Regions from separate parts of the Homo sapiens genome. Here regions 2, 3 and 4 are each linked to region 1. A link is a loop called in an ENCODE intact Hi-C map of the cell type or tissue named here. Cell type or tissue: heart right ventricle. All regions are shown on one strand. Region 1 overlaps ADAMTSL3 (ADAMTS like 3). Region 2 overlaps ADAMTSL3 (ADAMTS like 3). Region 3 overlaps ADAMTSL3 (ADAMTS like 3). Region 4 overlaps SH3GL3 (SH3 domain containing GRB2 like 3, endophilin A3).

What was found. Hi-C counts contacts between places; a loop is a spot of excess contacts. Peaks named below come from ENCODE experiments on the same cell type or tissue, not always from the same donor. Only the 100,000 strongest peaks of a DNase experiment are listed, where the experiment ranks them.
Region 2: a loop joins it to region 1, with 2.4 times the contacts of the local background. A loop is called at or near these places in 2 of 110 quality-filtered maps.
Region 3: it touches region 1 in a loop (2.2-fold over the local background); 6 of 110 quality-filtered maps call a loop at or near these places.
Region 4: it touches region 1 in a loop (3-fold over the local background); 15 of 110 quality-filtered maps call a loop at or near these places.

What each region holds. Positions count from the first base shown.
Region 1 is chr15:83,841,677-83,849,676 of GRCh38, reverse strand. All of the region lies in intron 7 of ADAMTSL3 (ADAMTS like 3), which reads right to left. Among named protein-coding and RNA genes, the nearest start is that of ADAMTSL3, 190 kb to the right of the region's middle. In heart right ventricle, no CTCF peak of the experiment used is centred here; no DNase peak of the experiment used is centred here; H3K27ac peaks cover 6,168 bases.
Region 2 is chr15:84,006,558-84,014,557 of GRCh38, reverse strand. ADAMTSL3 (ADAMTS like 3) reads right to left here. Exons shown (of 30, transcript NM_207517.3): 24 at 1-16. Among named protein-coding and RNA genes, the nearest start is that of GOLGA6L4, 230 kb to the left of the region's middle. In heart right ventricle, no CTCF peak of the experiment used is centred here; a DNase peak (open chromatin) is centred at 4,757.
Region 3 is chr15:83,890,067-83,898,066 of GRCh38, reverse strand. ADAMTSL3 (ADAMTS like 3) reads right to left here. Exons shown (of 30, transcript NM_207517.3): 11 at 7,820-7,958; 12 at 6,688-6,738; 13 at 5,179-5,383; 14 at 62-209. Among named protein-coding and RNA genes, the nearest start is that of ADAMTSL3, 240 kb to the right of the region's middle. In heart right ventricle, no CTCF peak of the experiment used is centred here; no DNase peak of the experiment used is centred here; H3K27ac peaks cover 1,269 bases.
Region 4 is chr15:83,556,402-83,564,401 of GRCh38, reverse strand. SH3GL3 (SH3 domain containing GRB2 like 3, endophilin A3) reads right to left here. Exons shown (of 9, transcript NM_003027.5): 2 at 5,081-5,149. Among named protein-coding and RNA genes, the nearest start is that of ADAMTSL3, 94 kb to the left of the region's middle. In heart right ventricle, CTCF peaks have their summits at 4,640 and 4,842 (motif pointing right); a DNase peak (open chromatin) is centred at 4,861.

The sequences.
Region 1 (8,000 bases):
TAAAGGACCCCCTTGGCCTGGAGGTAGACCTGGAGCTGGAGGCGATGATAAAGAGAGGAAGCAATTGTAAGTACAGTAAGAAAGAGCAGACTGCTGCTTGTGGTTCAGCACAAGCTCAGTATAGACTGCCTGAAACCTCCTATCAGAAGAATGCAGATGGCATTGCCAAGCAGGTCTGATTCTAAGCCTGCTTTGAAATCCTATATTTTCTATTGGTCTATAAGCCAATTATTGAAAACACAGCGGACGGTGGCTGGGCGTGGTGGCTCATGCCTGTAATCCCAGGACTTTGGGAGGTTAAGGTAGGAGATCACTTGAGGTTAGCAGTTTGAGATCAGCCTGGGCAACATAGTGAGACCTTGTCTCAACAAAAAATTTAAAAATTAGCCAGGTGTGGTGGTACATGCCTGTAGTGCCAGCTACTTAAGAGGCTGAGGCAGGAGGATTCCTTGAACCCAGAAGGTCGAGGCTGCAGTGAGCCAGGATTATGCTATTGCATTCAGCCTAGGCGACCGTGTCTAATTTAAAAAAGAAAACATATAAGATGGAGAGAAAAGGCTTCCTCTCCATCCCATCTTATGGTGTCGCTAACAGTAGGCTCATGTCTGGGACACCTAGATTTGTTGTTGATGGTGGTAACTGGTTCCTGTTGATCACATTCATTGTCTGGAATTATTCCAAAACTGTCTTATTGAAATTTGGTGGTAAGAGATTCTTGATAATCTCTTGGAATAGGAATACCTGTTCCAAGGGGTTGTTATGAGTGTTCAATGAGGTAATATATGCAAAGGGCTTAGAAAAGAACCTGGTGCCAATTAGGCGTTGGGTAAGTATAAGTTATTATTAAAACCATGTTGAGCACTTACTCTGCCACCAGGCAACATGCTAAGAAACTTGAGATAAGTTACCTCATTCATTCTAATGAAAACTCATTTCTATAATTAAGACAATTAAAATTTTATAAGGTTAAAGTGACTTGCCCAAGATCACGGTGCTCCTAAGCATTAGAACCAGGGTAAGGACCCAAAACTACACTTTTAAATCCTTCTACTATGAGACCAAGTGATGCTGTATAAACTCAAATTCACTCATCACACAGAGTTTCATTTTATGGGTTTCACTTGTTTGATTTTGCAATCACTGGACTGACCTAAGATTCACTGACTTTCCCTCCCACACATAAATGCTCAAGTCCAGCTGTTCCATCATATTTTTTCTATGTCTCATTTCCTGCTGGATATCACAGCTTTGCTAAGTAGCAAGATGTACAGGAAATAAATTGTCCACACAATATTAACTAATCAATAAACATCAGTTTCAGCCCAGAAGCACTGTAATTTATATCAGATCATTTATTTTCACTATAAAGTTCAACCGGAACTACATCAACCTAAATATATACATTCCAAGGTAAAACAAGGAAAAGGATGTCTTAGTGACTCTCACTTTGACAACCTCATCCCCACTTTCTATTTTTGTTTTGTTTATTTTTTTATTTTTTTGGTGTGTGTTTTTTTAGTTGGTTGGGTTTTTTTTTCTGAACAAAATTTTCTGTCGAGTATTTTTCATGTTACATTTATAGAACCTGCATTTATTTTCTCCTTCTGCTATTTAGATTCAAACACACACACACACCATTCCCAAGGCATAAAGTAGTTTTTTTAAAAAATAAGAAAACTTTTTAAATACATGCTAATGCTAATAATTTGAACCCTATAGAAAATTGCAAAAAAAAAATAGGTTTTATTTTTAAGGAATGCATTTTTTAAAATGAGATAATGTTGTGACAACATTTTGTAAACTGAAAAAAAAAAAAGTGTTTGTTAATTCCCTCACACACCCATAACTATTTGTCATCACTTAGACTAAAAAGAGTTACCGAGGCAGGGCATGGTGGCTCACACCTGTAATCCCAGCACTTTGGGAGGCTGATGCAAGTGGATCACCTGAAGTCAGGAGTTCAAGACCAGCCTGACCAACATGGTGAAACTCCATCTCTACTAAAAATACAAAATTAGCCGGGCATGGTGGCACGTGACTGTAATCCCAGCTATTCAGGAGGCTGAGGCAGGAGAATCACTTGAACCCAGGAGGTAGAGGCTGCAGTGAACTGAGATTGCACCATTGCACTCCAGCCTGGGCAACAAAAGCAAAACTCCATCTCAAAAAAAAAAAAAAAAAGTTACCTGGCATGGTATTGTACAGAACAGGGTCTGCACAATTTTTCAAAAGTAGGATAGTAAGGTTTGCTTCAAGCTCATCTGTCATTCTGTAGGAGCAGTGGGGGATTTTGGAAGGCGAAAAAAGGAAAAGTCAATGGGTAGCAACACTGATTCTGCAGCTGGAGGACTGTCTATACACTACTTTGCAAATGGGGGTGAGAAAAATGCAGTATGCCAGTAAGCAAAAGTAGAAAAAGCAAATGTAGGAAATTAACAGCAAATTTTTTACAAAAGAAGGAAGGAACACAGCAGAGCTTTGCCTTGTTGAGAACAATCGGCTGCAAACTGAAAACTGACCAGCATGCCTTGAGCTGTTAGGCCACATTACTAAAGTCTCTGATTGCTCAATCTGCAAATGAGTATCTTCAGCCCTTAGCTCCTATGCAGAAACATCTGCTCCCAACCTGACGTATGTTTATTTACTGGCCTAAACTGCCTTTACCTCAAAAGACCATGGTAACAGGCAGACTGACCAATAATGTATGCCTCTGTGCTTATTGGCAGGGCTAGCTTTGGAACAGCATGCAGGAGATGGGACTATGTCACACAGCATCTAATAACAAATATCTGTCCAGATGTTCTCGAGCATCATAGTGTAACTCTCATTTTCTGCCCTTTATAATACTGCCTCTAAGAAATCAGGAGGCTGGTGAGGATAAAACAGTCATCTGCCTTCTGACTCTGTAGTGGGGCATCAGACACTGAAAAGCAGAGGCGTTAACCAAAGGCATGCACCAGTGGCCACCTGGGAAGTTTGGCAACCTGCAATTGCCCAGATTTACCCCTCAAAATTCTAGGGTGGGGCCTGAGGATTAGAACATGGGACAAGTTCCCCAAGTGCTCCTGATGTGCACCCTGGGTTAGGAACCATGGAGCTGGCTGGGCTCTGCCAAGGGGAAACAAGGGGTGGGTTGGCTGAGGCAGCCTTTGCTCCCCTCTGACTCCATTTCTGTGCTATCTTTGTTCCCTGTCCCACCACTCTAAGCCTCGGTGCACCTCTCGCCTCATGCTCATCTCGCCGTCCTTGGAAGACACTTTGGGAGGGTGGTTAAGCACATGAACTCTGAGGTCAGAACCATCTTGACCACTCACCAGTTGTGAGACCTTGACCAAGGTGCTTAATTTCACTGAGCCTATTTCTCCATTTGTTAAATGGGGAGGGTATAGTAGTACCTACCTTGCAGGGTTATGTTAAGAATAAATAATGTCACACATAACAAATACATAGCACAGTGTAAGCATACAAACCCTGGGGGCCATTATTATTACTATTATTTTCCCAATAAGTATTTTTACTAATAATCCCAGTGCTCTCAGCTGGTCAGCAGGTGTCAGGTCTCCTGGGTGACCACGGGTGTTGCAGTGCTTGGCTACTAATAAGCTGCTTCTGATTTTAATTCACATTCCTCAAGGACTGCTTCCATAGGGATGCTGGTCTAAGTGGGCTCTTCAATTCTGTGTAGGTCAAGTCGACACACCTTTACTGGAAACATACTGGGTGCCAGGTACTGGGCCAGGTGCATGAGGTTCTTGAGGAGCTCACATACCAATGAGGGGGTCAGTGCAAAAACTAAACCTCCCTCTTGCAGGTTGTGACAATAACATGTTAAAAGGCAACCAAGTAGCAGTTCATGGGAGATAAGAGGAAACCTCACACCAACTCATTCTTGTGGTGTATCTAAAATTTCCTGGGCCCTTTAAGAATAAAGACAAGCCATCACTGTCAAGCCCTTTATTAAAAGTTTGGAAAATTGCTTCATATAAGTTCCTGGGACTTCTTTCTCTAAACTCCATTCAATCCTAAGATCTATTTTTTTTTAACAATGAACAAATTACACACACTTAATAGATTTTCAGAGCTAGAAGATTTCTTATAAATTGTCCATGCTCACTGTGCAGATGAAAAAGTTGAGGTCGCAGTAAGTGAAGCATCTTGCCTAAGAAGATAGATTGTCAGAGGCCAAACTGAGGTTATTACCCCAGTCTTTGGCTTCCAGTCCAGTTCTATTGCACAATATCATTTAGTCCCACTGAAATCATAACAGGAAGCAGAATCATCTCCAGCGAAGGCCATGTATTCATTTGTTCAACATTAACTGAGCTCCTAGGATGTGTTCAGTACTGCACTAGCACTAGGAATAAAATGGTGGACATCATAGACATGGTGCCTGCTCTTGCAAAGCTTACTAGTGGGAGAGGCAAACTAGACAAATAAATGAAATAACCACTTCTTTCCCTAAAGGCTAAGCAAGAACTAAACAGAAAAGAGAAGGGCCTACTTTACGTAGAGTGGTCAAAGAAAGCCTCTCTGAGGAGGCGACACTTGTGCTCAACGTTGAGAAAGAGGTAACTACGTTGAAGAGCAGGGAGACACATGGTCCAGGTTCAGGGATGGGTCGGTGCAAAGGCCCATCGGGGGAATGGGCACCTGACATTCTGGAATCTCCCAGAAAGCCAGTGTAACTGGGGATTAGGGAATGAGGAGCAGATGGCAGCACATGATGTAACACAGGGGCCAGATGATACAGGCTTTAAAGGCTTTGGAGAGGGACGCGGATTTCATCATAGGTGTAAGGTGATTCATGAAGAGGCCAGGGAGTTCACAGTCTGTCTGCTTCTCCATGTAAAATACAATCTATGACATTCCTTTGCAACACAGTCTACATGCTATTTTTCCATTATCTCTCTTCATGCACAGGGCCAGAAGACAAACAAAACCATGCAAAAGAGCTAGGCAAGGACTAGAACCCAGGAGTCTTTATTTCTAGTCACAGAGTCTTCCTTCCAGGCCACACTCTCCCTTGCTGAATTAAATGGAGGAGGGTGAAACTTTTAATTCCATTAAAAGGAACAGGGTCTTTGGTTTGAATATTCCTTTCTCAATCGCAGTTCTGATAGAAGAGTATGACCAGCCAGAATCTCACCCTAGAAAGACGAATGTGGAGGTAGAAAGAGATGATGTGGGAAGACAGGAGAATGAAAACCAATTCATGTTACCATGTTAGCAGACCCTTTATATCCTACACAATCTTCCTTGCTATGGAATAAGTTAAATTTGTAAATGGTTTTTGGGAGTGACAGTCAAAGGAGAAATGAACAGTGGATGAAGGGAAAAAATCTTAAGAATTACACTGTGAGGCAGCCCCATGATCCACCTAGCCCAGGATTCTATTTGTGTCAAGGAATGCATTAGAAGAGTGTGTGTTTATCTTCATACTGCCAAAACTTGAGCAAAATGCTGGTGTTCCCAGTTGGCCTTAGGTATCACTGTATCAATAGGCTTGGCTGCCACCATGTAAAAATGGACAAAAAGCTTAGAATAGACAAGCCGATCTTGTTTATTTGCCTCACACACGTGTGCCCTGATGTGGACAAGACCAAAATAAGGAACAAACCTGGAAATACAACTAAGTTTCTAAATGCCAAGTCAAGACTCTCTAAACAGATATGTTTGTTGTTGTTTTTACAGCTTTCTCTCTTTAATACCTGAGTGGCCTCTAGTTTCCTTTTCCAACATCCAAAGCTGTTTATGTTGGTTGTCAGTTCCGTCTCTCTCCTCCTCCCTCTGAACAGGAAATCTGTATGTTGTATCTGGATAAATTTCTGATATTTTTCATAGCAAAGGTTTTGGCTCCAGGCTCTTACACCTTGTGTCTGCCTCACTGCGTGATGGAAATGATATTCTGTGTGCAGCCTTGTGCACATTCTCCAGTGCAGGGCTGTGCCAACAGCATCTCGTTGCCATGTCCTGACTCAGGGTGAGTCCCAGGGAAGATTGGAATGAATTCTTGGCAAGGTGTGGATGTAGGAGCTGCGTAGATTCTGCAGGCTCCAGTGATGCACACTCAGGGGGAGACATGGCTTCATTTCCTACATTTCTTTCACACAAAGCATGATTATAGGGAAGTGCTTCCATATGGCCTAGGGAAAAAATCCCAGCCAAAAACAGCTTCAGCTGGTCAGTTTCAGAGCTGTAACAAACATGATGGGGCCATAATTAGAATCAAGATGGTGAAGGACTGTGTTTTCACGCAGGCAGGAATCTTTGCTACCTTTAGCCTTAGCTCAAGCGCATGCATACGGAACCTGATAACATGCCAGCATCCTGTGGGATGTTCCTGGCTTATACCATGTCACTCATGCCCTGCACTGAAGGATCTGTGCCCTCCAGTTCCCCTTTCTACGTAGAAATTGATTTTTTTTAAAAAAAAGGACATTTTAGGGGTTCTTAACCTGGAATGTCCTAAACAGGCATCAGGGGTCTGAGAACCCCACAAAAAAATCAGAATGGCAAATGTGGGGCTTATAAATACACATGCATTTTCCTGGAAAGAAAATGCATAACTTTTAATAGATTCTCAAAAGCATATGTAATCCAAAAGCTGAAAATCAAGAGACAGAGAGAGAGAGAATAATGAACTACCTTGCATTTCAGTACCTCTTCTGCACACTTCTCCAAATAAGACTGCCCTTTGGCACAATTTCATCTGGCATTTACCCTGGTTCAATTAGAATTATCTCAAGTTCTAATCTTTCTTGGACCCTGACAAAACGAGGTATTTTCTGATGAGATTTCCAAACTTTCTAAGGCCAACACTAACTCTACGTACTTCCATTACACCGGGATCTGGCTATTGTCTTTCTCCCTTACTCCCCTCATCCACATGCCTTCCTGGATGAACACTTCTCAGTATAGCCTCTCTTCAAACTGTGTTCACTGATCTGAGTCCTAAAACTTTGGTTTGTCCTACAATCACTCTGTTTTCACACTTTCAACGTTTTCCTCCATACCAAGCAGTAGCTCTCTTAAAATCAATCCCCAGACGGACTGATTGTTGATTTTCAAATATGTTTACAAATACCCACATTTACACTTAAAGTATGTAAGAGGTATTGAAAGGGGCAAAGTTCCCTTATCCCCCTCTCAGGGCATGCAACAGGAGGAGTGGCTTGCTTCTTCCGTGCCCAGCAGCTCAAGCCCCTAGGGGGAGCATGCAGACGGGCAGGTTATGGGGAGCTTGGGGCTCCAACCCCAAGGCAGCGTCTAGAGTTGAATGTTTACAGCTCCCAAAGTTCCAGCATGTGTTACAGTGTGCTCTTTCAGCTTAGCTGTCCGCAGGTGGCTTCTGTTAATCAGCTCAGTTAGAACCTCTGCCTTTTCTCAAGGACAGAGGGCTTTCGGTATCGCAGCGCTTTCTGTATCCCTTGCCACTCCATCCCCCTTCTGCCTCCTCATCCATCTGCTGAGAGCTACCTCCACCATTCAATAAACCTTTGCACTCATTCTCCAAGCCCATGTGTGATCCATTTTTTCCAGTACCATGGGCTTGGAGAATGAGTGCAAGGTTTTATTGAATGGTAGAGGTAGCTCTCAGTAGATGGATGGGAAGGCAGAAGGGGGATGGGGAGGCAGAAGGGGGATGGAGTGGGAAGGTGGTCTTCCCCTGGAGTCGGGTCGCTTAGCAGCTAGGATCTCGTCCGTCCGCCCTCGGCCAAATTTCCCCCTGAGTCTCTGTCGTTCCACTGTCAATGGCCTGTCGGCGTCTGTGTGTTCTTCTGCCAGTGTGTTCCTCTCAACATCCAGTCACTTGTGTGTGTGACTGCTAGGGTCTTGGGGTTTTTATAGACACAGAATGGGGGGCATGGCAGGCCAGAGTGGCCTTGGAAAATGCAACATTTGGGTGTGAGGACAGGGACTCTGTTTTCAGAGTCCCTGTCCTCACCCAGGCCAGTGGGCACAGGCCCAAGGGCGGAGCCCTAGCCAGGAACCCCGCCCTT
Region 2 (8,000 bases), 160 kb before region 1:
TTAGGCTGAGGGACACCTTTGGAACAAAAACAAATATGACAAAGGCAATTCCTTTAAGAACAGGGCCACAGAACCACTTGACAAATACCATTCACTGTTTTGACCGTAAGTCAGCATATGGGTTTAATCATATATAATAGGAAAAATGGCTATTTCTATTTCTATAGCTACTCTATGGCAGATGGAGGATCCTCTTAAAGCAAAGGGCTTTGGTCTACAGGGCATGTGACTGGTTTACACATATAAGTTATGGAATGGAAACCAAGGAGTAGGATTGCTCTGTATTGGGAAGGGAGAGAATTTTGAAGGTGGGTAGGGTAGTGGGAGTGTGGTTGGAAAGAAGGAGTCGGTGAAGCTGGGGGAATGTGGAGGTAGAGACACAGTGAGAAACTCCCAGGGGGTAGGTTGTCACAAGGAAGTCTTTGGAAAACATAAATATTTCCTAGAGGTCTTTAAGTTGTTTGCTGTGCATAAGCAATGAAACATTCCTCCCTCAGGAAGAATATACAACATCCAGGGAAACAGAGTTCATTAATTCTTTGTAAAGGAGGATAACTTCAGGGAGCAAAAGTAAGTGCTGAGTTTCAATTCCGGGTCAATGCAGTGAGATGCAGGGACTGTAAGCAACATTGCAGGAGCCTGGACACAGAGGGGAACATGAGGAATTGAAAGAATTTCTTTCCCCAAGTCTTCAGAAGGCTTAGCATTTTGCTGGGCTTTGGAATTTAAGATTCAGAGGAATAGAGAAATTTCATTTGGTTCTTCTTCTTCTTCTTTGCTTTTTCTTTTTGAGATGGAGGCTCCCTCTGTCACCTAGCCTGGAGTGCAGTGGCACAATCTTGGCTCACTGCAACCTCCTGGGCTCAAGTGACCCTCCCTTCCTCAGCCTCCAAGTAGCTGGGACTACAGGTGCAAGCCATCACACCCAGCTAATTTTTGTAATTTTTGTAAAGACAGGGTTTCATCATGTTCCTCAGGGTCGTCTTGAACTCCTGGGCTCAAGCGATCCCCCGCCTCAGCCTCCCACTGCACCTGACCTCATCTGGCTCTTAAGAGCTGGAATAGCTTCAGATGATGCCAAGATTGCTCTAGACAACTGTTTTGGGGGATGTTTTCTCCTCTTACAGTGCTCTGGTTAGTGAGAATGGAGAAGCCATGGTATGGTTTTCTGACTTAAAAAATAGATGCGACCGCTATTATCATGACATGTGCAACACACCTTACAGTAGGCAAAATGCGTGCTCCATGAACATGGTGACACTTGAATTCTCATAGTTATTCCTATTTCCTGGGAGGCAGTCATTGTTAGCTGTATCTCACAATTGAGGAACCTGGTAAGCCTTTTGACTTCAGGTCCAGTTCTGTCCATTACATCAAGCTGATTATTCAAGTCTCTTAAGGAAGTCATTGTGTGGCTTTGGAGGAAACTGTTATCTAGAAATGCTTAAATTTACTTGTAGAAACCTAAGACTGATATTGGCACTGAAGTATTGCCTGAAAACTCAAGGTGAAAAAAAGACTAAATTTCTATTCAAAGAGGAGGTGGAAATGCATAGGGGGAGCACTATCTTGGCTGGGTTGGGGTGAGGCTTTGTTTTCATTCTCAATAGTTATTAGTTCTGTAGCCTTGGGCAAAGCCCTTTAGATTTCAACTGTGTCGTCTGTGAAAGGAATCTGAAAGAAGAGTAGGAACTTCATTATGTTCAGATATACTATTTGAAGTTTTCAAAATTGGAGTCTGAGATGGTTGCCCTTGGGACTTTTTGTCCTTAATCCTGTGGCTTTGTATGATCCAAGTATGGTAGGCAGAATTCTAAAGACATTGCCCCAAGATTCTCATCCTTTCATTACTCAATCAAATGTCAATCTAGGCACTGGTGTGAAGGAATTTGCAGATGTAATTAAGGTTACTAATCAGTTGGCCTTAAAATGGGGAGATATCTGGTTGGGCCCATTGTAATTCTATAAGTCCCTAAAATCAGAAGAGAAGGACAGAAGCTGTCAGGGACATATGGAGAAAGAGAAAGTAGGAGAGATGAGGCAGAAGAGGAGTTCAGAGAGATTCAAAGTGTCAGAGCAACCTAACCCACCATTGCTAGTTTTAAAGATAAAAGGGACCTGAGCTGGGGAGTGCAGGTGGCCTCTAAAAGCTGAGAGTGGCCTTCAGCTGACAGCTATCAAGAAAATGGGAACTTCAGTTCTAAAATGATAAGGGATTCAGCCAATAACCTGAAGAAGCTTGGAAGCAGATTTATTCCCAGAGCCTCCAAAAAGGAATGCAGCCATGCCACCACCTTGATCTTGGCCTTAGATACTCTAAGTGTAACAGTCAGTTCAGCAATTCTGTGCAACATAGGTGACATAATATATGGGTATTGTTTTAAGCTTCTAAGTTTGTGTTAATTTGTTACAGCAGCAATAGAAAACCAATACACCGAGAGATTTGTTTTAAATATTGTTATAAAAACTAGGCTAGCCCTAAATAGCTGAAGGAATGCTAATCACATGTGCATATATCTTTTTTAGCATTTTCTTCTACACATATACACATACAGAAAGTTTAAGCTTTCTGAAAGGTCACAGCTATTAAACATTGGAGCTGAGATTTATACCAATACAATTTGATTCAGAACCTTTCTTAACCACAACATAGGTAGATGTTATACATCTCTTAATATATTTATTCCAATGCATGTTATAGTTCTTTGTTGTTGCAGTAAACAAGATTTTAAAAAATGTATTTCATAGTTGTTTATTGCCAACACTTAGGAAAGCTATAAGCATCTGCATATTTATCTTGTTTCTAGTCATCTTACTGAACTTTATTATTTTGAATAGTTTTTCTAATTGATTTTCTTGTTTTTTAAGGTAAATAATTATATCATTTGCACATAATGACAATTTTCTCTTCCTTTCCAATATGTATACTTCTGATTTCTTTTTCTTGTCTTATTGTATTAGTGTCTCCAGAACAATGCTGAATAATAACCACTATAGCAGGTACGTTAGACTGAATATTTGTGTCCCTCCCCACCACATCTTGATCTTGGACCTCCTTCAACATGAAAAGCTTAATCTTGGACTTCCCATCCTCCAGAACTGTAAGAAACAAATTTTCTGTTGTTTATAAGCTACTCAGTCTATAGCATTTTTCTTATAGCAGCCCCAGTGGTCTAAGACAGCAGGCATATTTGTCTTGTTTCCAACTTTAATGGGAATATTACTAATGTTTCTTTCTTAAGCATGATGCTTTTTTTGGTATATAAATTTCCTTCTATTTCTAGCCTACAAGAAAATTTCTCAGTCTTTGAGTTTAACATTTAATTTGCTTATTTTAAAGTAAATCATTTAAAGCTGTTAATTTTATTCTGAGTACAGCTTTGGCTACATATCTTATGTTTTGAAATGCAATACAACTATTGCCATTATTTCATTCACTTGAAAAATGTTTATGGAGTGCCTACTCTATGTAAGACTCTGTGGCAATGCTAAGGATATAATGGTAAACTAAGTTCCTCACGGACCTTAATCTAGAGTGGGCCCATGCATCAAAACAGCCAGCTGCAATTCAAAGAGATAAGAGCGTGCAATAAAGGTAAAATACTGGATGCCACTGGAGCACAGAAGCTGTACCTCATGTAGACTGGAGAGAAAGGGAAGATACCTGCAAGGAGGAACATAGAGTGCAGATGTAGGAAAGCATGGGAACAGGAGCAGGAGCCAGACTTTTCATGGTATAGTGCCTTGTTTTTTGATTGAATGTATTACCTGGATCACCTATCCCCAACTTTTAAAAAGTTAATAATGGAGCTCAGAAACAACTTTGATTTAACTTCTTGTTAAATTTTCTCTTGGGGTCCCTTTTAGCTCTAAGATATGTGTGAGATCAATTCATTCATTCATCCATCTATTCTTTCATATATTATTTAATTCACTCTCATTATTCACTCTCTATGACCAGAATTCTTTTATAGCATTATTACTGCATTAATCTCAGTTCTCCACAGCAGATCATGAGTATAGGCCTGGCAAAGATTAGATGTGTGAATGTTTGCTGAATGCATAAATGAATAAACTAGGGAATGCATTTACTAGAAGAAAACCATATTCTATCCCAAAGATACATCAGCGTGACTTTTTTGGTTATTCATACCAATGCTCTCTTCCAAGCAGCAAAGATAATAAAGCACTGACTGTATAGTAAAATCCTCATAAACTCAGACACTATTATTTTGGAATCTATGGTAATTTAGAGAAGGGCTATACTAGCTAGGAAGAGAAAAAAATCTCCTTACATATTTGAGGGCAAAAGTGCAAATCATTTCAGAAATTCCTTCAAATACTTCACTGGCCTCCACAACATATACACAATTGTTATGTGAGTATAAATCGACATTTATAAATTAAAGTGGTTGCCTTTAAGACCCTAAGCAATTCTCGCTTAAATGACTGAACATTTCTAAAAGCAATTCATAGACTTGAAAGCATTTTACAATTCAGGGATGTTTATTAATTCAGACTTGCCTCTTACAATCAGTCCAAATTAGTGAGGTTTTCTCAAGACATAAAGCCTCTTACAGTGAAAGACCCTAAACAATCTCAGATACATTGGCTTATTCATTATTCCTCCACGGTAAGAAGCTGGTAAGCGGTGCTGTCAATTCTACATTGAAACAAGGTTTACCAGAGGCCTTCAGCCAGGCTAAACAAGCTGTGTGGAGATCTCCAGGGAGAGCATTTCCGGCAGAGGGAACAGCAAGTACCTTGGCCCTGAAACGGGGTCCTCAACCCGGGGACCATGAGACTCACGTGGGTCCACAGATAGGATTCAGGAGTCGGTGACCTTTTCACCAACTCTAGTTGAAATGTAGCACTTCTATCAATTATGAATGTAAGCACAGACCAAGGTAGTAGTATCTTTAACTCTCTCACCAATGGAAGTCACAGATATTTTCGTATCACATTACAAGTGTGACCAGCTCTCTCAAAATATTTTTTATGCCAACACTACTTCAAAAATATGGTAACTATTGGACCCAATGCTAGATTTTGAATTTGATGCATTAGTAATGAAGTACATATATTATTCGATCACACATTTGGTTTATTAATATTTTGATACCTATATTTTTATTATAATTGGTTTTCTTTAAATGCAGTATATTTTATTTTATACCTTTGAAAATATTATTTCAGAAGTAGTACCATAGGCTTCATCAGACTGGTCCAGGACACATTCCTCCAATTTTGGAGGAAAGTAAAAGAGCATGTGGCTGCAGGGATGTGAGCCAGGAAAAGAGCAGTAGGTGACAAGGTCAGAGAAGTGGCAGGTGGGGCTCAGGTCATAGCCTGATAGGTCATCGTAAGGCTTTGGTTTCTATTCCAAAGATTTTGAAGAATGGCATGAGCTGACTTGTGTTTCTAAAGGACTGCTTTGACAGCTATGTTGATTGCAGGGGGCAAGGGCAGAGGCAGGGAGACCAGTGAGGAACCTGTCAAGATAATCCAGCCTAGAGATGACGGTGACTTGGACCAGTGTAGTGGCAATGAACGTGGTAAGAGACGGTCAGATTCTGGGCCTATTCTGAAGGTAGAGCAGACAAAATTTGATGGGGGTGGGGTAGTGTGAGAGAGGAAAGCGAGTAAAAACCGACTCCAGGATTTGTGGCTCAAGCAAATTAAATAACTGCCTTGTCATTCACTGAGATGAGGGACACTATGAGAGAAGTAAGTTTGGGAGCAGAACTCAGGAGAGCAGTTTTGGACATGTTAAGTTTGAAATAACTATTACATATCCACGGAGAGATGCTGAGCAGGCATGTGGACATGTTAATCTAGAGCTTAGGGGAAAGGTCTGTGCTGAAAATATAAATTTAACAGTTTCCAGCATACAGATGTCATATTTGAGTCCTTCTGCAGGTATGGGACCAATAGGGAGAGAGTATATATAGAGAAGAGAAAACGTCTGAGGACTGAGGCCTCGGGTAGTTCAACTTAGAGATCAGGGACAAGAGGTGGGACAAAGGAGGCTACACAGGAACAGATACTATGGTAGGTAGAAAACAAAGTGGTTTCCTCAAAGCAGAGAAGGAGGGCGTAGCAACTGTCCAATGCTAGTGTAGTCAAACGAGCAAGTAAGGTAAGGCCTAAGAACTCACCACGGGGCCTGGTGTGGTGGCTCACACCTGTAATCTCAGCATTGTGGGAGGCCGAGGTGGGCAGATCACCTGCGGTCAGGAGTTCGAGGCCAGCCTGGGCAACATGGTGAAACCCTGTCTCTACTAAAAATACAAAAAACATTTAGCCTGTAATCCCAGCTTCTCGGGAGGCTGAGGCAGGAGAATTGCTTGAACCCAGGAGGTAGAGGTTGCAGTGAGCCAAGATCACACCACTGCACTCCAGCCTGGGCAACAGAGTGAGAATCTGTCTCAAAAAACAAACAAACAAACCTGACAACTGAAGTTAGCAATTCACACTTACATGGTAAGCTGTTGGTGACCTTGACAATAGCTATGAAGGTAATGGTATGGAGAATGTTTGGTTGGAGTGGATTCAAGAGAGAATGAAGAGAAATGAAATTGAAGACAGCAAGTATAAACTACTCTTGAGGCACTTTGCTATAAATGGAAATCAAGAACTAAGGCAATAGCTGGAGAGGGAAGTGGAGTCCAGGGCAGGGAATTTAGGGATGGCTTTGCTCACCTGGAATACTTATCTCATCTCCCTATTTCCACCCTTGCCTTCCTTTTACTCTCTGATTTTTTACAGTCTATTTTCAACACAATAGCCATAGTATTTCTTCTAAAAGGTAGCTCAGATCATGACACTCCTTTGCTTAGAATCCTCTAATGGCTTCCATCTCACTTAGAACAAAAAATAAACTGCTTATGATGTTTTATGATCTGCTAACATACATGGTCTTCCCTCAACCCTTGCCCACCAACCACCTCAAAACACAGAAAAAAAACAGAGCCAGAGAGAGATGGATTTTTATTTTTTTAGTGATGGGGTCTCACTGGGCTGGAGTGCAGTGGCTATGCACAGGCATGATCATAGCATACGGAAGCTTCAAACTTCTGGGCTCCAGGGATCCTCCCATCTCAGCCTCCTGAATAGCTGGAACTATAGGTATGCATCATTGTGCCTGGCTAAGGGGTGGATTCTTGACTAAATCATTTAAGTTCCTGAATCCAGATGTATCTAAAATTATGTCCAGAGTGTCTACACTCCAGAACTTTTCGGTTTTATTAGCCAATAGTTCCTCCATTTTTTCTTAAGCCAGTTCGAGGTGGTTCTCTGTTCCACGTGACCATGGGAGTCTAGACTAAAAACTAAGGTATGAAAACAACCAAGATGGCCAAACAGCCATGCCAGCGCAAGCTTCTCAGAACAAACTGACAAAGTTACATTCCAAAAGAAAATGTCAGAAATAGGAAGTTTGAAATGAAGAGCACAGGACCACACCAGAGTACAGGACCAAGTCCTTCCTTCACACTACACACTGTCCCAGGGGCCATTTCATCTACTTTGGGAAATATAGTGATAATTCCTATGCTGAAAACTCCCACATCTACCTATCCAGTCTTAATCTCTCCCTTGAATTCAAGACTCCTGGACATCTCCCATTGGCACAACATGTCCCACAGGCACCTCAAACTCCGTAAGTCCCATAGTGAACTCCAACTCCCTCTCCTACCCCACAGGTCTGTTCAGCACCTAGAAGCATCGTTACACGTGTAAACATTTTCAAAGAACTGAACAGGCCAGAGGAAATTCAGACAGATTTCTTCGCACCACTGCTCTTTATGGTGTTTCAAAATAACACATTTGCTCTGTTGCAACAGCTATAAAACGTCAGAAATAGTTTAAACTTATTTATCTAACCTTAAAGACAGGCTATTTCCCCCAAGACTTGCAGCTCTGATATATTCAACATTCTGTTTCCACAATGCTGAAATTGTTTTGGAAGACAAATGTTGTGGAAAAAAGTTCAGAGCCGG
Region 3 (8,000 bases), 48 kb before region 1:
TATTGGAATGGGAGCTGGAAAATACCATTTGATTTGAATTTACAGTGCACCACAGACTTACCTTTTGGTTTATAACACGGGATGGGAATGACACATTCTTCTTTGATGTGTAACTTCAGTTGTGGATTGCAGCCCCCAACATGCTCTCCGCGGTGGTTAATACACAGAACAACCCGGTACCGTAACCCTCGGCCACAAGTCACTGTGCACTTCAAAGAAGAAAAGAGAAGCCAACGCATTTCTTTTAAGAGAACCACAAAGGCATTATTTTATCGAATGCAAAGGAGAGCCATTGAACTACATAAATGTTAAACACAAAAGACTTTTAGACAAATATTATGTAAGGAAGGGTACAGAGGCTAATTTTCTGTGATACTTGTATTTCAGGGCCCCTCTTTTGTACAACCTTGTTCCACTTCTCAATTCAAAAAGTATTTAAGGTGAGATCATAGTTCAAGAAATTAAAAATGCCCTGAAATCTTACTGCTCAAATATCAAAGAAACTTGTTACAAGTTTTCTCAAGTTTGATTAAACGTTTACATGACCCTACCCAAAATAATTTTTGAAGACGAATGAAACCTTTCTGAACTGTCAATAAAAATATAATAAAATTCTAATGAATTATGCCAGAGGATTATTTTTCTATTCTGTCTATAGAAGTCAGTCTTGCAAAACTGCTACCATATAACGAGGCCATCAAAGAGTATTCAGCCAAACGCTATAGAAAAAAATACTATAGATGTATCCCCATACATCTATAACTGCCTGCAGTTAAAGTTAATAAAAACATTATGCTATTATTTTTCTGAATTTTTGTGAAGTTTGTGTTGTCAGCATTTTTTTTCTTGGATTATTTGTTTATGATTTGAAAGTTACTCTTGCCTATGAGTGGAATGTTTTCATGTCATATAAAAATCTAGAATAGCTTTTCAAATTTATCTGTTATGATTTGGCTCTGTGTCCCCACCCAAATCTCATCTTGAATTGTAATCCCCATAATCCCCACTTGTCATGGGAGGGACCTGGTAGAGGGTGATTGGATCATGGGGGCAGTTTTCCCCATGCTGGTCTCATGATAGTGAGTGAGTTCTCATAAGATCTGATGGTTTTATAAAGGGCTCTTCCCCTTTCATGCTCTCTCTCCGTCTCCCGCTGCCTTGTGAAGAAGGTACTTGCTTCTACTTCACCCTCCACCATCACTGTAAGTTTCCTGAGGCCTCCCCAGACATGTGGAACTGTGAGTCAATTAAACCTCTTTCATTTATAAATTAACCAGTCTCTGGTAGTATCTTTACAGCAGTGTGAGAATGGACTAATATAATCTGCATGTTGGGGAGTGTATATATGTACGCATTAAAAAAAATTGATAGACTATATTTTTTGAGGACCATATTGGGTTTATAGAAATATTGAGCAGACAGTACAGACAGCGCCAATCTTCCCCTTCACCCCTTTTTCCCCCTATGATTTTCCCTATTATTAACATCTTGCCTTAGTGTGGTGCCATTGTTCCAACCGATGAACCCCTATTAATACATCATTATTAACATAACTAATACATCATTTAATATATCATTATTAAATATTATCAAGTCCAGAGTTCACAATGTGGTTGTTGTCAGCTTTCTAAAATTTGTAATTTCTTATAATTTCCTTTCTGATTCTAAATAAACATTCTCTTCAATACTCAATATTTGTGTTTTATATTCTTGTTTTTGAGGAGTCCCCTCCAATCTGTACAAACTTCAGACCCCACTAATTCTGGATCCACCCCAGGGAGGGGCTGAGGGTTCTTGGTTGCCTTTGGTTACCTGCTATGGGACAGGCACCTCCTTCATTTGTTATCTCATGAATCCTCCCGACCCACTTCCGGGTCAGTAGCTTCAGGCTTATTGAACAGATAAGCAAATGGCCCACCATCTAAGGATCTTGCTCAAGGTCACACAGTTCCTAACAGGCAGAGTGGAATTTCCTCCCAGAGCCATCTATTGCCAAAGCCACGGCCAAGCCACCGCTTTAAGGAGCTTGAAAATTATTTTCTGACCCCCTAAGCACTTTGTACCTGGGTGTTGCTAGGGACAAGTTTCAAAGATATGTTTCGAGGATATGGAGGCCTTTCTCAGTGTACACACATCAGGCAGAATATTGGGAAATCTCTCTAGTTCATGATGCCACTCTTGAAACCACTGAACAAATACTTTAATGAGTTCAGCGAAGCTTGAGATTACCCTGTTTTTGGAAAATTGACTCACCTACCCCCAAATTTATCAATTTGAGATATATATATATATAATATTGAGTGGCTGTTTTAGCCAAGAAAGAAAAAAATTCACCCAAAAAGAAAGAAAACAGTACAAGATATAACTATACTACAACTGGTTAATCCAAAGGAGTATCCTCTCCTTTTAAACCGCCGTTCTGGGAAGCCGGACACTTCCCCTAATGGCACTGTCACTGTTTACAACGGTTCCAGAACTCCTCTGTGGAGCTGCATATGTCCTCGATGATGGAAAATCCTCATCACTGAGAATATATTTGATTTTTGAAAAAAGTGAAAAGTATTAAGGGTGAAGTATGGTGAATGAGAAGAGCTAGTTAACATCCTCTATTCTGATAATATACATAATGATAAAGTCATGATATTTATGGGGATGGAGAGTGATATAAAAGCTCTAAAGCCAACATAAAACATATGGCTAGGACTTATGAGAGCTGAAAACAAGCTCTGCAGTTGTAGAAATAATGTTGATTGGGGGCTGAAAAAGTGAAAGTCCCTAATGTCTCGATAACAAATCCTTTTGCAGCTGAGATGATATTTTTTGCTTTCAACAAAATAGAAAGAGGACTTAAATTGCCAGTAGAAAGACCCTTAAAAATAATTTTTGATGATAGACCATCACATGAATTCTGGCACGTAACTCAAGAGTTCAAAGAACAAACCGACCTTGCTAAAATAAAATCCTTCCATCCCGGTCTATTGATTTATGTGAACAAGCTTTCCCAGTGTATACATGCAAAGGCAAACAAAACAAAATAAGAAACCAATAGAAAAAATTAACAATAAAATCATTGCTGAACACATGGCTCATTCTGATGATGAATATATGGACTATTTTTTAAGTTCCACTTATCTTCTATCAAGATATATTAATGCATGTACACGATGAACTAAGTGTGTATTCAAATGAAAATGTAATTTTTATGTGTTATTCTTATTTACCAAACTTTGAAATATATATATATATATGTTATTTTGACTGTGTATTAAAATTAACTCAATTCAGAGGAATATTTTAAATACTTAGGGCCTTATGGCCACAGGAAAGTAAAATAAATTAATTTCAATGATCATATATATTTTCTTGGAGAGAAGTAGAATAGTGTAATTAAAAAAAGACTTTAAAGCATAAAAATACATTATATTAGAATAAAATTCTGTGGGGAGAGTAGATTGCAAATGTGAGTTCAAAGGGAGAAATATGCTCAACATCCAAATTGTTAAAGAAGAGCTCGCCCCTGTATTTTTTAAATGAAAGATGGCAAAGACAGAAATTATCATGGCATTTAAATTCCACTAGACAGATTTTTTTGAATGCTGCAACACTCTTATTTTAAAATGTCAACATTCACAACATGTTGAAATGATATTCTTTGTAATTATTTAAACTTGTGATAGGAAATTTCAGATGTCAACCTAAATATATGTGAAGAAATACGTAATTCTCTAATCTTCTTTTTAGGGAGTATGTGACCAAAAATTAATTGGTAACTTCTTCCCCAGCAAGTTTGAATAAAGTTCTTACAGGGTGATGATGTTTAGTCTGGGGATATCAGAAAAAGATTAATATGGTCTTTACCTGACACTTGTCCTTCAGGTTCAAGTGCTACCTCCTTTCTGAAGCTTTCCTGACACCTTCAGATGGAGTGAATCATTCCACCTTGTGCCTCTGAAGTACTGGGCACATGACACTACTCATGCACAATACAATACTGTAACACAACTTTGTTTGCATGCATGTCTGTGCAACTAGATTCTAAGCTTTTGGGTGGTTGGAGCAAGTTGTATTTACTTCTTAGTATGGTAGCTGACCCATTGAATAAATATATGAATAGATATATTAATGCACATATATGATGAACTAAGTGTGCAGAAATCACTTAAGAAAGCTGGAGAAACTTGAGTCAACTACATCTCACTCTCTAGAAAATTAAAGGATTAAGATTAAATAATTAAATACCAATGTCTGCATTTTTCATCTTTGACTAATCCGGCTGCATTTTATTTGTTCTGGAGGCTTACTCAGTCATCTCTTTAGAAAGTGAAAACTACGCTAATTTGACATGAACCTTGTTATACCTCTGAGGTGTCTTCCTTCTTCTGTTTTCTTTTTTCATACAACTTGACCCCACGGATGATTTCTAAATAGGCTGCCCGCCTCTGGTCTTTCCCAATGTTAGGCTATCTTGCCTCAATTACTTAAAATATATTATGTCTTCACAAAAATTGTGAAGGTTCTTAGTGGCTACTGGATCAAGGACACACACTTTCATGTCGTGTCAGCATTTCCAACTTAATCTCCCAATTCTTAGTAACATGGGCCATCTCTTCAATCTCTTAATCTTCCAGTTCTTAGTATCATGGGTCATCTCTTCAAATCTTCAACTTTGAGTCACTTCTTGTCATTACTGCCTTTGCTCAAGCCATCTCTGTTTGGCCATCTCCCTAACACTAACCCTAACCCAGTGATGTTTCTCAGGTTCTTGCTTGTTTACATTCTTCAAAGAATTTAAACAATTTAAATTGTAATTCTTGCTTGTTTAAATTATTCAAAGATGGATTAGGCACCACAAGGGCAACAAATAATTCCTGATTGACTCTGCTTCAACATTTGTTCTTTACAGATTTGTTCTTTACAGTACTTAATATTAATTACGCTGGTAATTGTATGGAAATATTATTATTAATGTCCTTAATATTAATTATCCTTACCTACCATGATGCTTGTGGTCTTTCTTCCCTCGTCCTCCAACTGTCTTCCTAAGCTCTTTGGAGTAGGAACCATGCTCTTTTACCACTTTTTTTTTGTCTCCATGCTGTCTAGCACCATGGTGGGCATATAGAAAATATCCCTTAAAATATGAGAATTAATTAAAAGTGGCATATTCTCAAATCTTACCTGAGACCACTCCATGGCAATCCACTTGGGGCAATCAAACAGATTACAAGTTTGCATAACCTTGGGTTTGGGTGCGTACATGCACTTCCATTCTTCCACCTGCAATATCTCTCCATGCATGGATTCCTCTACACACACAAAGCTCCGTCTCTGAATCCCTCCTCCACAGGACACGGAACATGCAGTCCAAGGATTATGTTCCCAGCTCAAAAGCAAACAAATAAAATTATATTATTTATTTGTTGTTTGTTTGAAGTTTGCAAAGATGGTGGCAAAAAGTATGGCCTTAAGGTATCAATTGTGGTTCAGCTGAATGAGCCTGGGACTGGGAGTCATAAGACTTTATACTTTTTTTTGTTGAGACAGAGTCTCGCTCTGTCACCCAGGCTGGAGTGCAATGGCGCAATCTTGGCTCACTGCAACCTCTGCCTCCCGGGTTCAAGCAATTCTCCTGCCTCAGCCTCCCTAGTAGCTGGGATTACAGGCATGCGCCACCACGCCCGGCTAATTTTTGTATTTTTAGTATAGACAGGGTTTCACAATGTTGGCCAGGCTAATCTAGAACTCCTGACCTCGTGATCCGCCTGCCTCAGCATCCCAAAGTGCTGGGATTACAGGCATGAGCCACTGTGCCCAGCCTTTTTTAAATTTTAATTAATTTAGTTTTTTTTTTAAGATGGAGTCTCTTTCTGTCACCCAGGCTGGAGTGCAGTGGCAAGATCTTGGCTCACTGCAACCTCTGCCTCCTGGGTTCAAGCTATTCTCCTGCTTCAGCCTCTCAAGTAGCTGGGATTACAGGCACCTGCCACCAAGCCCGGCTAATTTTTCTACGTTTTAGTAGAGATGGGGTTTCGCCATGTTGGCCAGGCTGGTCTTGAACTCCTGACCTCAAGTGATCCGCCTGCCTTAGCCTCCCAAAGTGCTGGGATTACAGGCATGTGCCACCACGCCCGGCCAAGACTTTATTCTTAACTGCCACACACAAATTCTTGTCACAAGGTACTTAGCTCCTCACATCCGGGGTTTCTGTCAACTGGGAATAATATACCTTCCCTATTTACCCTTCATAAGACCATTGTGAAAATTAAATCAATTAAAACATACAGTGTGGCTGCATCTTCAAACTGCCTCTAAACTGTTAAATACTAATGGACAATATTATTAGAGAATCACAGAACCTCAGAGTCAGGAAGGACCATACTACTCATCTCGGTATAAAAGGGGATTAAAATTTCTGATTAATTGCAACACTTGAGCTCCTGCTATAATACTCAGTTGTCCAAGATATGCTTGACAGCTCTAGCGATGGGAAACATCATCTTTTGAGGCAGTCTATTCCATCTAATTCTTAGAAAGATTTTTCCTATTATTGAGTAGAAGTCTGTTTTCCCTTAGCTCTATAAAGTATTTAATATCTAACCCTCATACATTTTAGGCTATTGCTACAGATGCTACAGTTCCTTGCAAACTACTTAAATTGCAAAAAGGAAAAGGAAACATATAACTCACCGAGGAAGAGGTTGGAAGTGGTCATAGGGCATTATCTCTTTAAATCCATCACTACAAATGAAATCATTGTGAGAATATCATTTCTATAATAAATTAACACATTCATTAATTGACGAATATAATATTTGACATCCCAAGAGACAGAGCTCTTCCAAATTGGAAACTAAAAATATCAAGTGTTATCAACCATTCCCAAAAATTCAGCCACCATCTCTTTAGTTGTCAAGAATATCTACGACACAAATTCCCCAGTTCTATTTGAAAATGTAGAAAACTAAACTAGCAGTATATTAATCAAAGGAGAAAAGTATCTTGCAATTTCAATAAATTTATTCCTTTTTATAATCATTACTCTCTTAATATATTAGTGATATTAACACACTGTCCTATTAGTAGGCTCTTCAGAAAACCACTTTATTTCACAGAATTTGTCCTTTGAAAGGTCTCTATTAATAATTATGTTCAACCAGGCTTACAGGAAATGTGCAGTTCAGTAACAGGAAATGAAATCCACTGAGAACGCTTCCTTTTCCACTTGCACACTTCTTCCTAAGCCAGCTGGCAGATATCTGGAGGATTCTGGGACTTGATATTGTTCTGTTATTTTAAGGTATTGTAGTAAGCCAGGAAACTTCCCCAGGCAATCCAAGTCAGCAGGTACTAAATTATGCAATAGGATAGTTTACACATAGCTTTTTATACTTTGGCATTAAAACTTTTACTTCCTTGCACAATGCATTATTTATACTGAATTTAATATGAATACTTCAAAAGCCAAAAGATGATAATGAGTGACCCAGTTTAAAAGCTAAAGTGGTGAGTGAAAGATATTTATGATTGGCAGATGGACTAGACATTTTACTTGGATGAAGAGAGCAGGAGCTGTTCAAAAGGGTTCATTATAAAAAAACTTAGGAACACATAGCCCACGACAAGAGAAAGCTAGACTTTCATTCCTAATGAATGTGTCCTAATTCCTATGCACCATAGTTACAAATGTGAATGTAGGCACCTGCCGCCAGTAGACAAAGCCAGGAAATGGAAATGTATTGCCCTGCAAAGATTGATCAGTCTCAGTTGAAGCTGATTTGTTTCTTTTTGAAGTAAAAAGGGTGTGGACAATGACACAAACCTTGATGGGCAGGGATCCATGCTGCATTCCTTCAGTTTTGGTTTTGGTTTTACATTTTCAGGGTAGTAGTGACAATAATGGTCAGGAACTACCCTCTTCAAGCGGATATCCACACATTCAGCAGAATTGAGCTGATAACCTAAAGTGTTAGAAAAGGCAAGTCTGAATATTGCATCCGTTT
Region 4 (8,000 bases), 290 kb after region 1:
TGCAATAATGAAGAATAACTATTATGAGAAATTCACAACACCTATTTGAAAAACCACATTCTTAGATGGGAAAACTCAATTTTGTAAAGATATGCATTCTTCCCAAATTAACATGCAAAATTCATTCAAATCCCATCATAATTTCAATTTTTTCTTTTTTTTGTTAAAATTTGGCAAGCTGATAGTAAAGTGAGTCTTCATACTATATACATGATTAAAAATATCAACCTAAAAAAATCAGACTATAAAACGACTAACATACAGACAACAGTATTTTGAAATACTGGAGTGGGAAGAAACTTCTAACCAGGACCTGAAATTCAAATGTCATAAATAAAAAGACCAAAATTCTGACTCCGTAAAAACTTAAAAACTGAACATGAAAAGACATAGAGTATGTGAAGTTTGACAAAAGTGGCATAATATTCTAAACTCCCATTTAAACAAACAAGAAAGAAGGAAAAGGCTGGGCACGGTGGGACACACCTGTAATCCCAGCACTCTGGGAGGCTGAGGCAGGTGGATCACCTGAGGTCAGCAGTTCAAGACCAGGCTGGCCAATATGGTGAAATCCTATCTCTACAAAAATGCAAAAATTAGCCGGGCATGATGACGGGTGCCTATAATCCCAGCTATTTTGGAGGCTGAGGTGGGAGAATCGCTTGAACCTGGAAGGTGGAGGTTGCAGTGAGCCGAGATCACGCCACTACACTCCAGCCTGGGCAACAGAGCGAGACTCCATGTCTTAAAAAGAAAGAAGGAAAAGAGGAAAAACACAAGCTGCCTACAAAGATTTGAAAAAAATATTCAGAACTGTAAATAAAAAGGAGATGCTTTACATTCTCCAGATTGATAAAAACATTTTTAAAATCAGTTATACTCAATATCAGGTATTATATGGGTGTGGAGTAACACACAACAGGAATGCAAAATGATACGTTTTTGGAGATCAAGGGAGAAGTGCTTATTAATGGGCATATTAATAAACCAGCTATTATACTTCTAAGGATTTGTCCTTTTAGAAACACACGAGCAAATTGCAGTGAAGGAAAAACATGTTTGTTAGGCCATTTTATGTAATATTGAAAATGGAAATCAACAGGAGACTGATGGATAAATTATGAAACATCCAAGTAAAGGAATACTCTTTAATCATAAGGAAAAAAAATAAGGAAGATCGACATTCAAAGTACATACATAGAAAGCAAGCAAGCTGCAGAATGATTTATAATAGAAGACAAATCATTTTTGTAATTTAGAAAACTATGATCCTGCCAGGGTCACAAGTTTGCAACCAAGCAATCTTATCCAGCCTGAAATCGTATTTGTTCCCCTTAGGTAAATACATTAATTTGGGCTAAATAAATTAATCTGGAGCCCCAGGAAAGTTTTAAAAGACAGTACAGAAATGATAAAAAAGGAGTCAAACCTATATTACTGATACTTGTGTGCTGTGTGTGCAAGTGGGCATGTGAGTGTGCGTTTGGCCTAGTAACAAGTTTTGTGACTTTGAGCTCTCTTTGGTATGTTCAGCTATTTGCCAAGATTGTTGAAATGTTTAAGAGAATCTGATTAACTAAATATGTCTTATTAGTCACAAGAAATGTAAGGGCTTAGGAAAATGCTGTTAATAGATTTTATGTAAAGTTTGAGGGAGTCCTGTACCTTGCCTTTGTGATTATAGCTTGAAATGTCTAAGGGAATTTGCTTAATTATATAACTGGTGGTAAATATTTAAGGATTGAATCTGTTAAGCTTATGTGTTAATTAATGCAACCTCAAATGAAAATTAACTATAATGATTTTCATCATATAGCAAAATTACTAAATTTGGAAACAAGATTCATAAGTTCAGTTTAAAGCTTAAGAAAAATGAGGATTTTAGATTTATAATGTAACAAATTAGATATTAATTAAAATATAACTTAGAGTGCTCCCTTTGATATATACAACCCTTTTTGGACATGAAAAGCCACCACAAAGCTAAGAGTCATCTCTGAAAGATGATGATGAGAGGAATTAGAATGGGGATATTTTCTACTTCAGATCTTTTTTATATCTTTTGAAACAAAAAAGCCCAAGAAACAAATGACCAAAAACTTGCAGGTACCTTGTAGGCCCTGACATGCACATACTGGAGCTGCCTCCACACCAGCCCAAGCATCAAAACTAGAAATAAACCCTTTACAAATTGAAGAGTAAACATATTGGCTAATGTGGAGTCAAGATGAGCATTCAAAACAAAACAAAAAAACAACAACAAAAACTCATGTAGCTTAAAAACAAAATCTCCCTCCTAGAATAACTAGGGACACTATAGTGTGTGTGTGTGTGTGTGTGTGTGTGTGTGTGTGTGTGTGTGTGTGTGTGTTGTGTGTGTGTGTCTGTTCAAGTCAACCAAATGCTATGCAAATATCCTGCCAAACCATTAAGAAAAATAGAGGGAAGCAGAATGGTAAAAATTATTTTTTGTGAAGTCAACCTGGTATGACAGCATCTTGGTTAGTTAAGTCTGGAATTTCTGTTTAATGCTGGCACCCTGCCCATGAGGTGTCCCAAGGCCTGTGCCACTGACTCCCTTAGGCCCAGTCCCTGAGTGAGAGAGCTGCTAGCAGCTCTCATTTCTGACACTTATTTACAGCATTCTCTTTAAAAAATGCTATCAGTGGGCATATCCTCTTTCTTCTTCTTTATGTAATTTGTTTGTGTTTTTCCTTTTTCTCCCTCTTGGCCTCACTTGGTAGAGGTTTGTTGTCTTACAGCTTTTCTAAAGCTCTTGGCTTCATTGTTTCGATCTTTTGTGGTTATTGTTTTCTATTTTATTAATCTCTTTTTTTATCCATATTGATTTCTACCTTCTACCTAGAGTGATTTAATTTGCTGTTATTTTCCTAGCTTCTTGGATTGCATGATTTATTCATTTTCTCCCAACATTTATTTTCTTTAAATACATTTACAGTTTAGCCACATATCACAGGTTTTGACATACAGAATTGTCACTCATGCCTAAATAATGTCATTTTACTTTCCATTTCCTCTTTAAACTAAGAATTATTTTTACATATTTTTAAATTTCCAAACATCCAGAATTTAGAAGCTCTACTTTCCCTTATAATTCTTATGTTCTATGGAATCACTTTGGGAAATTTATCGAGTTTTTTTTTCTATAACCTAGTACATAATTGATAACCATATTTGTTCCAAAGGAATTTGAAAAATATGCACATTCTCCATTTGGGGAATGCAGATATCTATATTTATTTATAATCAAAGTTATTAATCATATTTTATGCAAATCCTCCATGAGCCTATTGATTATTGTCAGTTTAATCTATTATTTTATGAGAGAGGTATGTGAAGTCTACTTCTATTTTTATCAACTGTCTATGTATTTCTGACAGTTTCTACCTTAAAAATTCAGATGCTATGTTATGTAGTGCAGAATGGTTCATAACTATTATAATTTCCTGATAGACTACATTGACTGTATCTTTTTATAATTAAAAAGCTTTTTTAATTTAGTGCTTCTCTTGCATCAAATTTTATTTTGATTTTACTATTGTTCCTCTATTTTTATATGGTTAGCATTAATTATAGAATATTTTTTCCCATTACTTTCTCATTTCTGTATCATTTATTAGGTGGGTCTAATACCATCTAATGCATCTCTTCTGGAAAGTTTTAAAACTTCTGGTCATGTATTATATGTTTCCATGCTTTTCACTGCTGTAATAAAACAGATAATAGACTTTATATTTCTTCTGTAACTCACTGGGGTTTTTGGAGGTAAAAGGAGGTAAGCAAGAAGGATCTCAATCCATCAACCAAAACTAAAACTCTGGAAAAATGCTTTTAAATTTAACATTTCAACTGAATCATTTTGTTAGTAACAAAGCTATACATCACCTATTTGTATATTAAGAGTTTTTTTTAAGTAATTTAAGGTATGTCAATGGTGTGAACATGTTTCCATGGTTTTAAGGTTCAGAAATTAAGTTTTCTTTCAAAAGCAAAAACAAAATAAGCTTTTCTCCCTCAAGGCATTAACATTTCTAGACATTTAATAGTTCTCATCCAGAAAACAGAGAACTCCCTGGAAGATGAGCTGGCCAGAGCCAAGGTATCCTGGGGAGATACTCTCCCAGGCAGTGCGCAGCCTGGGGCTGGACTTCCTTCCCCAGCACCTGCTGACATCTCTGCTACCTACTGTATCTGCAGCCTTGATGTTACACCTGAGGGTGGATGCCTTGCTTCATTTCCTCCCTCTCTCCTCTGGGGTGGGGGGTCTAATTATTAAAACAAGGCTATGTTTAAAGGGCCCAGACAATGAGCAAAGAAACAGTATGTTGTTAATACTGGTGGTTCTAGTTCTGCCTCCACCTGAGCAACTCCACACAGCTGACTGGGAAACATGTTAAGGGACAGAGATGATACCATTTTTCTTTGGAGCATGTTACAATCATTTCTGTCTCAAGCCCGTCATATTTTTTGTAAGTTATTTCAAATACGTTAATGTTTGCATAATTCTCACAAAATCCATGTGAGACAAGCAGGGCACACTTGTCATCTCTGTATCAGTTCAAAAAGATGAATTCACTTATCCAAGTTCACACTCTGGTTCTACAGGCAGAACCAGGATAAAAGTTACTTGCTATGCAGCTCCTGCAACACATGGGAGCAGAGCCCAAGTCTTCCACACGGTAAATAAATCATTCTGCATTTCAAAAAATCTTGTCCCAGAAATACATTTTGATTCTCCAAAACATATACTACCAATTACTTTGGCCTTGCAGTAACTGCCAAGATTGCCCATCTTTTGCACATTCTGACTTCTGGCCACTAGAGGGTACCAGTTAGCCACATCGATCTCATTACTCGACCTGCCCAAACTGCATGTGGCTACAGGGGGAGGATCTGATTTGGGCTGGGACGTGGGAAAGTACTGCCTTGTAGATTGCATAATCCACACCTATATTTAAACATCCTAGATTTCCACTCGAATATCCTTTACAATAGCAGTATATCTCATATCACAATGAAAGTCAGTTTCTAATCAATTTACATATTAAAATGCTCTTACCCTTTCCATGTCAAGAAATTCATCGTCTAGTTTAGTTCCTTCAGCACCACTTATTTTTTCACTAAATAGCTGCAGAAATAAACATAAATAATTGCATTGTACAATGATTTCTTGTCACAGTTTTTTACCTAAATTATTAAAAACAGAAACAAAAAAACTTGGATTCAACTTGTTGGATTTTTTGAACTAACTCCTTTAAGAAAATTGTTGGAAGGGGTAACCATATCTAAAGGCACAGGAAGACATACATTTCTCATGCAGTCAACAGATATTTATTATGCACCTACTATGTGTAAAACACATGGTAAGTGCTGTAGGACATAGACAAGAGAGATACTTGTCATCAAGGAACACACAGTTCACCCAAAGAGTCAACACACAAACATTCAATTAAAAAACAAGAAAAGAACAATAAGAACCATTAAAAAATAATAGTACTAGAGACAAATTACTGTAAATGAACTAAGTGGTAGTCACTTCAGTGATGCACAGAATGGACTTTGAGAGCCCACGGCACTGGGAGTAGGTTCATGCGGGATGTGTTTCCTAGAAGATGTGGCATTTGAGCTGGCATTTTAAGGATAGAGAACATTTCATCGGGCGGCACTGAAGGAAAGGCCTTCTGGGATGAGGCATGGAAAAAAGAGCCAGGGGCAGGAATGGATAGGACAGGTTTTCTCAGCCTCGGCTTTATTGATATTTGTAGCAGATAATTATCTGTTGTGGGGGCTGTCCTGTGCACTGCAAGATGTTTAACAGCAACCCTGGTCTCTGCTTGCTAAAGGCCAGTACTACAAGCATGGACACACACACACATATACACACACACACACACACGGTTGTAACAACCAAAAATGTTGCCCAAGAGCTGAGGACAATTTGTGTATGGCCAATGTGCTAAGAAAAAAAAACAGCAATAAATTGTGTTTAACTGTGAAAACTAGTGCACAAGGAAGAATGGAGGAAAATAAAATCTGAAAGTTACGCAACGCCCAGAGCACAGGGATTCTCAAATGCCAAGCTAAAGAGTACGAGTGAGAGATCCCTAAAGAGTCTTCATCAAACACAGAGAAACCCTTTAGAAAAGCAAGTCTGGCACCAGTAGGGTTGGATTAAAGAACGAGGAAGACAAATTGGAAGAAGAAAATAAGTTCAATCATTTTCTTTAGCAAAACACATTAACATAATCTACGCCCTTAAAATAGTAATATGAATATGCAAATCCACAGTAAGGGAGGTGCCATCAATTAAAGGTGAAAAGATGGCAGGTTGTTTTAAATACAAGTGTAGTTACTACTACTATTACACATGCGGTATTACTATTTAATAGGAAAAATATAAGTGGAGATAGTATTTTACTTAAATTCGAAGTGTGAGAAGGAATTTCTTGAAGACAACAGATACAGAAGACTACAAAATGGCCAGGGTTCTCCATCCTCCCTGTCCTGCGTCTTTACAGTTCCTCCGAGCTAGAGTTGGAGTCTATCTTCCCACCTAGTGAATCTGGGCTGGGCTTGTGACTTGTTTTGACCCCACAGAAACAAGCCTAGCTAGGCAGGAAGAGATCTTGTGTGCTTCTACTCACTCTCTAGAAACACTGTTGCTACCCTGTGAACAAGCAAGCCCAGGCAAATTAACTGAATGGAGAGAAACAAGTGGCCCAGACACCCACCAAGGTACAACCAGTCCATCCCCAGAATCAGAGCCACCCAGCTGACCTGCAGGTGACTGCAGTAACGTGAGAGACCCCAGCTGAGATCAGCCCCATCTGCTGAGGCATGGGAACAGGAGTCCAATAAACGGTATTGCTTTAAACCACTGAATTTTGGAGTGGTTTGCCACATAATAGAAGTTATCTGGTACACTGAACAAGAATCCTTACTTTTCAGGCTGAGTACAGAAGTCAGAGAGAATTAACCTAATGTCTTGATACAAGGCATAACTTCCAATAGAAAAAATGAAAAATTTCATTTCCACACACCAAGCAGTGTTTTAACAGATGTGTCCATCAGTTAACTCTCCTAAACATTTTCATTGTTGTTGTTCAGTAGTGAAATCATCCAACATATTGGTTCTCAACTTTGGAGGTAATAGCCTGAGGATCTAAGGAAAGTTACACAATCTCTCCTGGGGTGGGGAGTGGCACCTCCACGTTTTGTTGCCATGGTAGAGTACAAAAGTGGCCACAGGCTTTGCAGCTCCTCTCATTAAGAAGTCTATTTTTCCACGCTTCGACTTGCTTTGGCCAATAGAAGAGTGTAAACCACACTGTATAGCTATAAATTCCAAATCAGTACTCACAAAGAGGCTCTACAGATACTTCTGCTCACTCTGTCAGGTCCGCTGTGACTGCTTCCACCTGACCAAGTCTGGGCTGCCTTGTTGGAGAATGAAAGACCACGTGGATCAGAGATCAGCCATCCCACCTGAGCAACCTCGGGCCATCAAGCCCTCAGCTCACCTGGCAGCTGACCGGCAACAGGTGAGTGAGCCCAGCAGCGATCAACCACACCAGCACATCCACCCACCCAGTGCTCCCAGCCCAAATTGCTGACCCACAGAATCATAAACTAAATGAACTTTTTTTTTTGTCTTAAGTCGCTGTGTTTTCGGATGGTGTGTTATATAGCAAAAGCTGACTGATACAGTGGCCTGCATTTCCTGTGACTATTGAAACCACAGAAGCCCACATGTAGATCCACGTTTTAAAATAACCATTTGAAAATCCCTTTGGCTTGGAGAGTTGGACCCGAAATCCCTTTAATCCGAACGAGTTCGCACTTGTTCAGGTTTTACTTGTTCTATTTTCAGAAACCAAAATGTCTAATAGAAGGAGTAGTGTTTCTACTTTCAAGAACAGAAACTAGTGACATGAATATATCTTGTTTGAAAAGACAACATATGGGATCATTTTCAACAG